Linked DNA regions of Homo sapiens: region 1 is linked to region 2. The links are chromatin contacts, found by Hi-C or POLR2A ChIA-PET in ENCODE. All regions are on one chromosome and are shown on one strand. The core of a region is the stretch at or near the end of the contact, and the rest is flanking DNA. Distances in the headings are between cores, read along the strand shown.

The links. A loop is a pair of places that touch in the nucleus more often than their neighbours do. ChIA-PET counts read pairs that join two places held with the same protein, here RNA polymerase II (POLR2A).
Region 1: a loop to region 2 is called in a map with no recorded cell type, with 2.5 times the contacts of the local background. The contact joins the enhancer-like site here to the promoter of TOGARAM2 in region 2. A Hi-C loop is called at or near these places in 1 of 37 single-sample maps with no recorded cell type. POLR2A ChIA-PET finds 5 or more read pairs at or near these places in 1 of 52 experiments (K562).

What each region holds. Positions count from the first base shown.
Region 1 is chr2:29,438,082-29,445,465 of GRCh38, reverse strand. The region is part of intron 4 of ALK (ALK receptor tyrosine kinase); the gene reads left to right. Among named protein-coding and RNA genes, the nearest start is that of CLIP4, 330 kb to the right of the region's middle. Within about 2 kb of position 1,670, at least 2 of the 41 ENCODE cell types and tissues checked have a DNase peak (open chromatin) inside an H3K27ac peak, as active enhancers do.
Region 2 is chr2:28,979,638-28,986,879 of GRCh38, reverse strand. It overlaps TOGARAM2 (TOG array regulator of axonemal microtubules 2), which reads right to left and starts at 5,582. Exons shown (of 20, transcript NM_199280.4): 1 at 5,342-5,582.

The sequences.
Region 1 (7,384 bases), core at 421-2,920, 460 kb before region 2:
GGAACCCCCTATTGGCTCTGGAAGAGCGTTACCCAGCCTGTGATGCATCTGGCCCTAAGTAATTGTCTTTTTATAGTTTGAGACAGTTATTTGAAAGTTATGGTAATGGGGTGAAAATATAAGCAGCTTATAGTTTACTAGAACATTAATCCTCTGGGGATGATTTCTTTTCTTCTCCGTGCATCTCCATGGGACCTTTTTCATTGCATTGTGTGAAATTTATTTTTAGACTTTTCTCCCTGTGATCTATCACTGGCCCACCTCTGCCTAATTATTAATTTCCATATTTGCTAAGCTATATAGAAAGGGTTCAAGTGCAGGTCAGGCCAGATTTTGGACCAAGGACCCAGGACCTTTTCAGCAGAGGCTCAGGGGAGACACACAATGGGAAGTAGGAGTCAAATCCAAATGGGCTTTGGAAGCAGTCAGAGCTGAGTTCAAATCCTGGCTCCTTTATCTTTGATAACTTGGCCTTGGCCTCTCTGATATTGAGTGTCTTCAGTCACGCACCTGTAACCCCTAGATGCCCAAACTGATGCTCTAAGACTAATCCTGTAAATTTGGGTAAGCCTGTATGTGGACAGGCATGGGCAGGACCAAGGAGTCAGCTACTATAACCAGCAGCCCTAGGATGCAGAGGAGACTTCCAGGGCCGACTTATTCATGAGAAAGAGGAATGCACAGTGCCTAGGGCCACAGTACTTTTAGGAGCCCAAGGAAACTTTTTAATTTCTTGAAAAATCAGAAGAAAAAAATGAACTTTTGAGTTTAATAAAATGGTTTAAATATATGACATTAATATACTTTGTATGCATTAATATATGCTATTAATATATTTATCTCAATTACTGATGCAATTGTAAAACAGAATTTTTAATTTTTTTTGTATAAAGGATCCCATAATGGCAAAAGCACCCAGGGCCCCCAAAAGTCATAACGCAGCCCTGGGAGTTCTTGCCCAGTCCTCTGTTGTCTCCTGGGCACCCACTCCTCCTTTGTTCAATCCTCATCTGTTCATTTGCAAAAGAGCTTCCAAATCAGGCAGCCTTGGGCTGACCTAGCTCCCAACATTTCATGATGCCCAGTGAGCACCCACGGGGCAGGTCCTTTACATCAGTGTGACCTTTGGTTTGCCCAGACTTGGCCACCTGCCTGCCCTGCATCTTGCACCAGCCAGTATCATTCCACATTCTTCAGTTTCCTTCATGTTCCTGCCCATAACCCTCAACCACCTCAAGCCAAGCAATAAAAGAGAAGAGGGGAGAGTTCATAAATGGAGCTCCCGATTCACTCTCTGTCCTACCCCCAAAAGCCTCCCCACGTAGGACTGTTCTGGCAGACTAAATAAACATTCCAATGGCAATCACGTTGCTCTCTACTGTAGTTTATTTTATGTGAACATTTGAGAAAACAGTAGAACCAATGCCAATTCATATGACTTTCTGTGACTCAGTTTCTCCTTTTGCAAATTGGGCGTAACAAGAGCAATCTGGTAGAAACAGTAGGAAAAGAAATAAAATTACAACCTGGAGAACGCAGAATGCCCTTCAGAAGAAACATCCTAGGTACGTTTGAAGTTATTATTAGCATGACTATCAGTGAGCTCAAGCCTCTCAGAGTGCCTGGGGCATAAGGACTTCCTGTATTTATAAGGCTACACGTCAGCCTCCTCTTCCTTCCTGATTCACCATCAATTGCTTTCACCACTACTAAATGGGCCCTGAGCTCCAGTTATTCTCAGTTTATGCCCACAACCTGTGAAAGGGTGAGTGAGCCAGTGGTGGGTTAATTTCAGGAGACTAGCCCCTTTCCAACCATCCTGAGGGCCTCAGTCAGTCTCCCAGGAGGCCTGCACCCTAAGGGGTGAGAAATTGGGAGCAAGAAGCAAAGCCAGCGGGCAAAGGAGGGCAGAGGCTGTAAGGAGAAAAACCCAGAATTGTATTAAACAAACAAACCCTTCCCCCAAACTGGAAGGGAGCCAAAAGACCAAAGAAAGACTCGGTGGCAAGTAGATGAGTTTATTTGGCCTTACATACGGGGCACTCCTGGGCGGCAGCAGAACAGCTCTAAAGATCCAGCCCGCCTCCCATCTCTAAGCTGCTTTTAAGCTAATTTTCTGGCTCTTTGCCTACTGTATGTATGCAATGGAACTGTTTTCCTCATTGGTTCTCAGATACTCTCTGGGAGGTTTGCATTCTCAGGGACACCTGCTCCCTGGCAGGCACCATGGCCTTGGCTCACAGCCTGGTCTTCAGGGTTCAGGCAGCAGGCATAGACCCTTAAGTAACCTGTGACACTACAGAGGCAAACAAGGAGAAAGAGGAGAAGTGCAAGAAGCGAAAGTTTAGTTAAAAATGCCACAGGGATGGGAAAGGACGCCCTCAAATGTCTAGTGTCACCCAAGGCTGATGCCTTCATTCTCTGTTCCACAGTCATCCTTTGAGCAGGACACACAGGACGTGCTCCCAGACCCCCTGCAACTTCATCACACTGTAGCCACCATGTGGCAATTAACCTTACCCAGTGGTAGAGTCACGCTTTGTCCCTTTCAGGTTTCAAGTTAGAATCAGAGATCTTCGACCTGGAAGGGACATTGAGAATCATTTGTCTAACACTATGTTTTTACAAATTAAAAAATTGAAACCCAGAAACTTAAGGGGCTTGTCCAAGTTCTCACAACAAAGAAATCAGGACTAAAATCCCAGATCTCCTAGTGCCCAGTCGAAAGTTCATTTCACTGTTAAGCATAAGGTTTTTAGGTGCGTACCCTTCCCACATGCTTAGGATCTAGGTGTGCTTTTACTCTCATTATTTTATGCATCCTGACACCAACCAGGCCTGGAAAACGTGTACTACATCCCCATTTTTACCAGTGAAAAAGCAGAGGCTCAGAAAGGCTAAGGGAGAGTACCCAAGACTCAAGGGAGAATATTGAAGATCGCCAGGTCATTGTGGCAGAGCTGGAATCAAACCCAGTCTCACTTACCAATACTCTCAGACAGTGCACTTCCCTCCATCCCACACTGCCTCAAAGCCTACTGTCCAGAGCTCTGTGGTTATGGATATTGTGAAGGAGCAAGGATTCCCATCCATGTTTATAGGCAAACTTCTGGCCCAACCGCATTCATGCTCAGAAGTCTCAACATTTTTTTTTTTTTAATTTATCAGAGGAAAGAAAGTAACAATAGAGTTGATGGGCAATTTGTGTAATTAACACCCCAAATCTCCTAGTACCATAAGGTTTTTGGATTCAGTGCATTCTCCCAACAGATGCTCTTTTTACCGGTCAAGTGTCATTATCACGAGGATTATAATGGAGTGGAAGAGAATGGCTGCCGGAGACCAGAGGGTAGGCAGGATATGGGTTTGTCATTAGTGGTCTTGGGTGCACTTCGGTGCACCTATGAGCCTGCTTCCTGTGAAGATTTTAATGATGAAACCAGCGAGCTCTAGAGAAGGATTTGGACATCTGCTTCTCAATTAGTGTTAATTTAGCTTGTTTGGAAATGATTTGTGCCTCTACAAGACAACATAACTGAAAGTTGTTTTCTTTCCTATGATCATAACTTTTTACTCTTCTCACAATGGGCCAGATGAATGCAGCAGAGGGGCATTCCTGGGCTGCAGAGGAACATTCCTGGGCTGCAGAGGAACAGTGGATAGTCCTGTTCCTGCCAATTTGGAAAGACATTGTTGCTCCTTAGTCTCAATGCAACTGTAATGCCCAAATCAAAGTCTTGAGAAATGTCCAGCCCCTTCCAAAGCACTTCTTGGAAGCAGGTAATTGGCCCTTTTATGGTTGTTACCCCAGGGCAGATGTTAAGGTGGTATACACAGCTACAATCATGCTGGTTATTAAAACATTGACATATTTCCAGATCAATTGAAAAATAGCCATTTCTCCAAGCCCTACAAGTGCTCCATCACCTCTTCAGCTTCCCCAGACTCAGGGATCCCAGATGAGCACTGATCAAGAGCTTCCCTGGTACCCAGGCACCCACAACCTGCCAGTCAGGCCTTCATGGCCCCTGCATGCCTGCCCCATTCCTACATGTCCCCCAGCCAGGGCGGGCCCTGCCCTGCTAAGGGAGACACCATCCCTTACAGTGACACCGAGCCCTAGCAGGCTAATGCCCACTCTGTGATTCCCCCAGAGGCACCTAAAGTGATTGATTGCCAAATGGTTTTAATGGCACTCTGCCTTTGAGTTCCTTTGTGAGGTACACAGGGAGACCCCTGCTCTATGCTCTTCACAGGGGCCCAAGCAGATGTGCTGTATTCTTGTTGGCTCTGAAGTTGACATAGACAGATCTAGAGTAGGTTCTGCCCCTGAGCAGGGCGTGCCAGCACTACCTCTTACAGTGTTCAGGTGAGCAATGCTGGAGCCTGATGGCCAGACCCGGCCTGCAGGGACAAACTGGGTTGAGTGTGATGGGAAGTCCAAGTCCAAGTTGGCTATTGAAGCCGGAGACTTGGCCAGCCAGAGCCTGGAGGCACACAGGAGTCAGGAAAGGCAAGAGGGAGCGAGAAATGGACAAAATCTGATGTTCTTGCCCCTCAAATCAGAGTCCATACACAAGGATCTGTGAGTTCTCTATGATAATTTAAATGATCTCATATTGATGATAATCTAAAAGAAAGTCATTTTTGCCTCTACCTTTGCGCTTGTGTTCTGGATCACTTTGGCATCAAAGAGTGGTGCTTTAATAGTTATCAGACTTAAAGACAGAAGCAAGGTAGACTTGTCAAGGGTTCATGCCCTTGAAGGTCAAATGATTGCAGGGGACCCTGACAAGAGAAGGGTTTGCAGCAGTTGCATACCAAAAACTCTTAGAAGAATTGATTCATCAGCCAGGCACTGTGGCTTATGCCTGTAATCCCAGCACTTTGGGAGGCCAAGGCAGGCGGATCACCTGAGGTTGGGTGTTTGAGACCAGCCTGGCCAACATGGTGAAACCCTGTCTCTACTAAAAATACAAAAATTAGCTGGGTGTGGTGGCAGATGCCTGTAATCCCAGCTACTCAGGAGGCTGAGGCAGGAGAATTGCTTGAACCCAGGAGGCAGAGATTATAGTGAGCGGAGATCGCACCACTGCACTCCAGCTACTTGGCAACAGAGACTCCGTCTCAAAAAAAAAAAAAAAAAATTGATTCATCACGTAACCTACGTAACATGGGCATATCAATCATCTGAAAAGATGTGTATTAGTGGTTTTTTTTGTTTTTGTTTTTGAGATGGAGTCTTGATCTGTCACCCAGGCTGGAGTGCAATGGCACGATCTCGGCTCACTGCAACCTCCACCTCCCAGGTTCAAGTGATTCTCCTGCCTCAGCCTCCCGAATAGCTGGGATTACAGACACTCACCAGTACGTCCGGCTAATTTTTTTTTTTCTTTAGTAGAGACGGGGTTTCACCATGTTGGCCAGGCTGGTCTCGAACTCCTGATCTCAGGTGATCCTCCTGCCTTGGCCTCCCAAAGTGCTGGGATTACAGGCGTGAGCCACCATGCCCGGCCAAAGATGTGTATTAGTTTTCCATGATTGCTAGAATGGATGGCTTATTCACTCAAAGTTCTGGAGGCTAGACATTCAAAATCAAGGTGTCAGCCAGGCCATGTTCTCTCTGAGACTCTGGGTAGAATCCTTACCACTTCCTAGCTTCTGGTGGTGGCCGTCAGTCTTTGGCATTCCTTGCAGCCACATCCCTCCCACTTCTGCTTCTGGCCTGACATGGCCTTCTCTCTGCACGTATCTCCCATCCTTTTTTTTTTTTTTTTTTTTAACAAGAACACCAGTCCCGTTGGATCAGGGCCCACCCTAATGACCTCACCTTAATTTGATTACATCTGCAGAGACCCTATATGTGGTCACATTCACAGGTGCCAGGAGTTAGGATTTCAACACATCTTTTTGGAGGACATAATATAATCCATTATAGAACCTGAGTAGGAGCCGTCTATTCTCTATCTGTCTGTCCTGTGAGCAGCGATATTGTTTCAGCAAATAGCACCTTCCATCGCATTGAATTGATGTGTTAATTTAAACAGTATGGTTTTATACATTTATATTTATTTTTTATTAATTATTGAATTATTTTTGTTTGGTTTTAATAGTCAAGTAAGAGCTATAAGCATAAGGAGTTTATACCCACGTTTGTGCTTTACATTTTAAAATAATATGAGAATACATAATTTGTCAGCTCAGGCAGTCCTTGACAATTGTCACCTGTTCTATTTAAAGCAGCTACATGTTGTTTCAGTACTAGAAACCCTGGAGTCCAGATGAATTCCAGATGTGAGAAGAGACTGTGCCTTTTCTAAGCTTGATAGGTGGTCAGATTTCAAGTTCCTAAGGACCTGTGTACTCTCAGGACTTGCAGATGTCCTCGAGGTAAATGTTGAATTTTGAAATGACCTGGAGCCAACACCAGTTCTCTCAGCAACAATATCTGGGCTACAGAGGAGTCAGATTCTGGCTTGGAGTCCCACAGGCAGGGCTGGTCTGGAGATAGCCAAGCTCCAGAAAGATGGGTGGCCCCTGGAGCCCTAGGGAAGAACTGGCATCTATAATAGAACAAGCCCACAGTGCTCTCCTCCCCAAATCAGTAGGAGCGCTGGGGGATATTGTAACCTACTCCATTGACCCTCATGGCCCTGAGGACAGGTTTGCTCTCAGCACCCCAGCAAGACAGCCAGAATGTCAGTCTAAGGTATTTGCTTCATGTTCTTTGATCAGAAATGGATGGCAGACACTAGTGGAACTTCTTAGCTCCACCTACATATTCCTGAAGGCAGCCCTCTGAAGGTCAGGTGGGATCTGGGAGAGTAGCCTTCAACCATTGGCAGCAAATTACTGCAAATTTCTTTGCTTTCTATTTGAACATTTCTTTGAGTTTTGTTTGAATTTTAAAATGTTTGAATCTCATGCTTTAAAAAAATATTAAACTTGTCTTCTCAAAATAATTTGATTAAAATTGATGCTTCTGAAAGATATTCCAGGTTTTTCCTATGTCATGGTGCCTGCTACCAGTCTTATTCCCTTCTCACCTGCAATCTCCAATTAGTGCAGCACTAAATAACAAATAGCTATGGGACATTTTTCTTCTATGACCAGCTCATGTGAACAAAACACTGTATATGGAACAAGATGACCTGGTTCAAACTCTAATACTTATAAGATGTTTGAACTTTGAACTTACATCTAACTACACTGAGCCTCAGTTTCCTAATCTGGAAAATGAGTATTAATATGATAATACCTGCAGGTCTTCCTCATTGGTGGTGTTATGAAGATTGAATAAAATAATGTCAGTCTAAGGTATTTGCTTCGTGTTCTTTGATCAGAAATGGATGGCAGACACTAGTGGAACTTCTTAGCTCCGCCT
Region 2 (7,242 bases), core at 4,333-6,832:
TTATTGAGAATATTCCACAAAATATGAGAAACATTTAATAGGCTGATTGGGCCCAAGGGCTCGATCCACAGTGGCTATTAATAGTATTGGTTGTTTAGTAACTGTTTTGCTGTGTTCAGATGTTCAGGAAGAGGGGAAATGTCCCTTTTGAAAGCCTTTGGGCCAAGAAGCTACAGAGGCCTGGCTGAGGCTGGACAGCAACACGGAGGTGCCACCTTGTGCAGCAGGAGGTCCTTCCATTTCCTGAGCTGTCCAGGGTGAGCAGGAAGCAGTGGGCAGGCTGGGGCGGGACACTTACAACAGGGGTCAAGTAGCACGTTGCTGGGAAGAACCTTTCTTAACAGAACAGTCTGTTCAGGAGGCAGTTCACACCTGAATCTAATGACCTCCCAGGACAGGGCAGAGGAAGTGGTCAGAAACCCAAAGCAGCACTTCCCAACTGTTTTATGCCCAACGCAGCCGAGGAATGTGGCCATCCATTTGTAATAGCAGCTCAGTGTGGGTATCTCGGGTTGGGGGTGGATGGGCCGCAGCATTTAAAACATCCCCCCTCCACAACCCCAGGAAATTCTGATGTGAGAATTAACAGTCTAAAAGACATAGGAAAGCCTAGGGGGAGAGAAAGTTTTATTTAGGCTGTTTTTGAAAAACAATGAGATAAGTGACAAGCAGGGCTGCCATGTTTGATTGTCTAGGTTGGGCACTGCACGAGGGCATCCTAATTAAGGAGACATCTCTCACACTACATCTTTTTTTTTTTTTTTTTTGAGACACAGTTTCACTCTGTCGGCCAGGCTGGAGGTCAGTGTCATGATCTCAGCTCACTGCAACCTCCACCTCCCAGGTTCAAGCAACTCTCCTGCCTCAGCCTTGCAAGTAGCTGGGATTACAGGCATGTGCCACCATGCCCAGCTAGTTATTTTTTTGTGTGTATTATTAGTAGTGACGGGGTTTTGCCATGTTGGCCAGGCTGGTCTCGAACTCCTGACCTCAAGTGATCCACCCACCTCAGCCTCCCAAAATGCTGGGATTACAGGCATAAGCCTCACACTACATCTTCTCCAAAGTCCTGGCAATGTTGTTTTAGACGATGACTGTACATATTTGTACATTCATTTCAGTCTTTTTCTGATGAATAGAAGAAAAGTGTCTTGAGAAAGAGACATCTTTTTCTAATTCACAAAGGAACCATATGAGTGGGCTGTGGTCCTAGTAACAAAGCGTATGTAACTTATACACAAATTTACAAAATTCAAAATCTTCTGAACCTGCCCCCACCTTTGTGTATCGTGTTGGTGCAAATATAAATTAGAGATTAATCAGAACTTGGTCTAGTAATTTAACAGAATTTCCCATGCCTTTCTTCTGTTACTAAATTTCAAGCTGGAAGGGGCCTTGGAGGTCAGCTAGTTTCCTCCCTTGTAAATGAGGGGTTAATGAGCCGAGATCACACCATTGCACTCCAGCCTGGGCAACAAGAGCAAAACTCCGACTTAAAACAAAAACAAAAACAAAACAAAAAAATGAAAAGCAAAACAAAAAAAAAACCCCAGCAATTTAGTTCTGGAGGCTGGGAAGTCCAAGATCAAGGTGCCAGCTGATTCCACTCCTGGTGAGGACTCACTTCCTGGATTGCAGGTAGCTGTCTTCCCTTTGTCCTCACATGGCAGAGAGAGAGACAGAGAGCAAGCTCTCTGGTCTCTTCTTCTAAGGGCACTAACCCATCATGAGACAACCACCCTCACGACCTCATCTGAATCTAATTACCTCCCGAAGGCCCCACCTCCTAATACCAACACATGGGGGGTTAGGCTTTAACATTTGCATTTGTGGGACGCATGCATTCAGTCTATAACACCTACATAAGGCCATCAGGAGCCAATACCTATCCCAGGGCCCATACCCCTATAGGCATCACACTGGCTGCCAGCTGGCAAGGCCTTCAGCAGGACTGGGAGGAAAGCTTCCTTTTCCAGCTTCCCATCAAGGCCTCCCCAAAATGGTCACCTTGCCACTACAGTGCCTGGTCAGAGCCTGTGTAGTGTGCTCCCAAGGATTAAGGTTTTGGGAGGGGTAGGATACCACCGCATCAATCCTGCCTGAAATCACACAGCCATTGGCTGGGGCTTGGAAGTCTTCTGCTGGCCCTGAGATTTCCACCATCAAGGTAAGAGTTATCCTAGCACTTGATCATAGTCCTGGAGTCTCGAATGAAAAATGGCTTGGTCCACTGCCCCAGGAATGCCTTCTGCAGGGTTTGGCTGATCAGTTGAGGATTCCTGCCCAGTAGCAGGAGCTTGAATCTTCAAACTGTAGACTGTAAACAAGCACATGTACTCAGAGGATCAGAAGGGACTAGGAAGCAAGAAAGCATCTTGTCCAAAGTCTCAGCAAAGGTGTATTGGCATGACTCTAGCATCTGAATGTCTGTCACACCCCAGGAAAGGGCTCTTGGCAAAGGCCTCCCTGCAAGAAGCTCAGAAGACTTCAGACCCCGGCCCTGTCCCTTCCCAATGGCCCATGAGAAAGCCGACTTTCTTGAATAGGAGCCAGAGTTTTGTGTGTGCCTCTCCAGGACATACACCAGGTTTTGCCTGGGAAATATAAATGGCTTCTGTGGAGGGACATTTTTTTTTCTGTCTTTGTTTTGTTGAAGAGAAATCCAAGACCCAGGAAGGGATGTGAGTTGGGCCAAGAACCAGAGGTTTTAAAACACGAAATGGGAAACTCAGACTTCCAGACAGTGGCTCTGGAGCCTGGGTCTGTAATTCAAACACTAAGAAGTATGTGGAATAGTGATTGGTTCTCCAAGAAGAAGAATGGAGGAGAGGGATGGAGGAGTGGGGAGGGCAGAGAGAAAAATGGGGCTCAAAAGCCTGAGCACCATGAGGGGCTGAGATCACAGAGAGCAGAGGAAGGGAGGCACCCAACAGAGGAGGAAAGAGGTGAGGAAGAATGGCTGGGGGCAGATGCTCAACCCCCTGGTAATCAAGAAAATGCAAATGAGATGCTACCACCATCCCACAAAGATGGGCAAAAATTGAGATGGGCGGCAATGCCAAGTGCTAGTGAGAGCACAGAGCAATGGGAGCACTCATGACAGCTGGCAGGTGAGATGCAAATGGGCACAAACCCTTGGGAAAGTGGTCTGGCTTTACCTGATAAAGCTAAAAATGCACAAACCTAATGTTCAGCAATTCCACTCCTAGGAACCCACCCTTGAGAAAGTCTTGCACAGGTGATCCAGGAAAGGAGCTCGAGAGTGTCCAGAGCAGTGCCATGGATAATGGCCAAAATCTGGAAAAAATCTAAATGTCCAACAGGAAAATGAAGGACTAAATCATGGTGCACTCACAACATAGAATATTACAGAGCAATGAAACAAACGACTGCCCCACTCAACACTATGGACGATGCCACAGCGTAATGTTTAGTGAAAGAAGACAGACCCAAGAGACCACACAGGGTATGCCCCTACTTCTATAAAGTTCAAAGAAAGACAAAATTACATCGAGTGTTTAGAAATGCATACATAGGCCCAGCGTGGTGGCTCACACCTGTGATCCCAGCACTTTGGGAGGCCAAGGCAGGCATATCACCTGAGCCAGGAATTCGAGACCAGGCTGAGCAACATGGAAAAAACCCATCTCTACAAAAAAAAAAAAAAAAAAAAAAAAAAAATATATATATATATATATATATTTATATATACACACACACAAAGATTAGCCGGGCATGGTGGTGTGCACCTGTACACCCAGCTACTTGGGAAGCTGAGGTGGGAGGAACACTTGAGCCTAGGAGGCAGAGGTTGCAGTGAGCTGAGATCATGCCACTGTACTCCCACCTGGGGGACAGAGTGAAACCTTGTCTCAAAAAATGAAGCGAAATTAAATTAAAATAAAAATGCAGACATAGATGGAAAACTTGATAGAAAATCAAGGAAAAATTAGTAGCATGATTAACCCTAAGGGGAAGGGAGGCAGCTGTGATAAGGACAGGGCCCACGGGGGTGGGTTCTGGGAGGCGGCCAGTTTTTCTGTTTCTTGGCCTGGGAGGTGGCTACATGGACATTCACTTTATAATTATTCCTCACACTGCATGCATTTTATGCATTCTTCTGTCTGCAATAATAAACTTCCAGCCTCTGTGCTAGTGAGCAGAGTCTGGTGCCTCTGAGGTAGCCGTGGGGTCAATGGGAGGATGCGCTGCCCTCAGAGGCAGGTCTCTCCAGAGCTCAGGTTGACATCTCCCCATCCCTTGCCCCCAACTACCTCCCCCTTTCTTCAAATCTGTTAGTCTCAGGCTCCATGGGCTGAAACTGAGCCAGTCCTGGGAGCCAGCCTGTGGCTAGAAGGCTGCAGGGCCGTCTCCTGCAGGGCATTGGTGAGAAGAGCGAGGGACTGCCCAGTTCAGGATAGAAGCGATTATGGGCCCCTCACACCACTTCCTGGGGCCAGGCACCAATGCCCTGTGGCCTGCCTCAGTGATGCTCCGACAGAGTACGGGCCCCAGTCCCTCCCCTCCCAGCGCTCCTGAGGAAATGGCAGCCCTCTGAGGTCCCCCGCCAGCACCAGCCCTTGTCCTGGAGAAGTGACTGGCAAAACCTTAGTTTCAGGAGACTGAAATGTGCTCCAGAAAGGAACATGCCAATCTCCACCTAACAACAGCATCAACAACAAACAGTAACTTCCATTCTGCGCATGGGCTAACGTGCCAGCTGCCCTCCTGACTGTCTCCATGCTCACAGACAGCACCAAGGGGGCTTTTTTTAAACCCTTCTTCACAGATGAGAAACCTGAGGCTCAGAGAGGCAAAGAGCTCAAGTCCACACAGCCAGAAAGAGGGGGGGTTAGAATTCAAACCCAGAGCAGAGCCCCTCCAAGGCCTATGCTCTCACGGGGTGCCCCAGCACCCCTAAGCACGGGTGCCATCCCCACAGCATGCCCCCACCCTTCCCGGCACCATCGCCCACAGCACCCCAGGGAGCTGTTGCCCTGTGAAGGGTTCACCCTGAGGTAGAGAGCACTGCCCACAGAGGCCATGACTCGGGGAAGGGGTCAGCCCAGGCCAGCCCCTCCTTCCTTGGCTCCCAGTGCTCAGAGAACAGTGAGTCCAACCTCCTCCCCTAGAGCTGCCACATGAAGGCCCAGAAAGGGTCAGAGACATCCCCACGGTCACACAGCCTCCAAGTCACAGCAGGATGCTTTTTCTTTCTCTGTGTGTTTGTGCTTGCTCCAGTTCAGGTCTTTATCCCTCCCTCCAGGGACTTCAGGGGTCCTGACCCAGCCTCCCATTCACCACCTACAATAGATGGCTTGGTGGACCTATCGTCTCTCACCTCTCTGTCCAGAGGCCAAACCCCTGTCACTGGAGGAATCCAGGGTCCTTGGTCTCTATAGAGACGTTGATGCTCATGGGCCCAGGGAGGCAAGGACGGGGCAGCCCCAGGCCTGGCCCACCCTGGCCCCCACCAGCCACACAGTCCTGGGCCGCAGCCTCCTGTCTGAGCAGGGGCTGGGTGGCCACGAGCTCCACTGCTGGCGTGCTCCAGCTCTCAGCAAAGCTCTCCTTGAATAAACAAGGCTGCATAGCAACCACTCGCTGAAGGAGCCCATAGCTCCCTGCGCGGGGGAGAGACCGAGCCGAGAGATTTTCCCCTTGGTCTCATTGCCTCTGTGGCTCACCGGAGCACAGGCACTACCAAGTGGCCGACCTGTCCTCTAGGGTCATGGACACCACAGAAAGAGAGAGCACTGGGCCCCCCTGCCTGGTGACTGCAGCCAGGAAGTGCATAGCTGGCTTGGTGCAGGGATGTTGTTGGTAGAACTCCTGGTTTTGCTCACATGGCCTCTGGGCTCAATCTGCTTCTGTTTACTAACTCTCCTAGAGGCAGAAAGACAGAGTGAGCATCCAGGCCTTGGCAGCAGGCAGCTGGGTTTGAATCCTGATCCTGCTACTTCCAGCTGTGTGCCCTCTGGTCAGAACTTTACCTTTCTTGACCTCAGTTTCCTCATCTATAAAATGGGTACACCAATAGTACTGACTTGATAGGGTTGCTGTAAGGATTTCAAAGGTGCATGTAACAGCTTGTAATTTTGTCTAGCACTTGGTAGGCTCTCCATCACTTCCCCAGAAATCCTTGCAGAGCAGAAAGCCTGTGGCCTTCGTCCCAACCAGATTTCTCCACCTTAACTTTTGGAAAATGTGAATCCTAGCAGCCCATGTGTACTTTCTCACTGAACCCAGGCTCTTGGGCGGAAATCCCAGGCTGGCATCCTCTCTCTGGAATGACAGCCAGTCCCACTCCTCATGCTACCCCCTTCTAGCCCTCACCATCCAGGGGGCACACAGTGGAAGCCAAGGACTCAATTTGTATGCAGGCTTGCAAACAGCCACTCGCCCAAAGATACTATGAATTTTCCCAGGCAGCTCCTCCCCATATTCTGTACAAAGGAATCAGCAGGTGTGTGGAACACACAGGGATGGCTGGTGGGAGGCCAACTACACCCCACGAGGCCTGGGCTGCTGAAATGCTTGCACACGGGGTAGCTCCTTCCTGGGACTCTCTCCTCTTCCCTGAGATGGCCAGGGAGGGCAGGCCTTGGGAGTAGCTGCTGTCATTTACCAAGATCCAGGAGGGAGCAAGGAGGGCCAGCCAATTATGACTGAGAACAAGGTCCCTCTGGGGCAGGTGCTGGCCCCAAGCCAGAGGTCACAGCTGACAAGGCGAACGGAACTCCTGAACTCCCTGTAGCAGAGGCCCAGAAAGGAGACTCTTCCTCCAAACCAGGAACAGTGGCTGTGCGGATTCCCCTTGGGAGACAGGTATGAAGATGCCCAGGTGGGGAAAGAGAGGCCTGGCAAGTTAAGCCCTTGCCCCAAGCCACACAGCTTGTGAGTGAGAGCGACTCAACCATGGGAACCCAGGGCGGGGACGTGACAAGGCAGGTTTTGGTGTCCCTCAGCTCTGGCAGGGAGATGGTGTGTGTGCAGCTCCCCCAAAGCCCATCTGCATGTCGCTGCTTGAGTCGGAGCTTCTAGAACACAGATCCGATGGCCGTGCCCTGCTGGACACCCCTCATGGCCCCTGCTGTCCTTGGTGTAAGGGCCAGACTTAGCACCATGGCTGCCAAGCCCCTCTAATCAGGCCCCACTGCATCCTCCTTCAGCTCCTGGGCTCTCCACACTCTGCCTCCACTGGATGGCCGAGCATTATGTGTTCCCAAGGTGGGCTGGCCA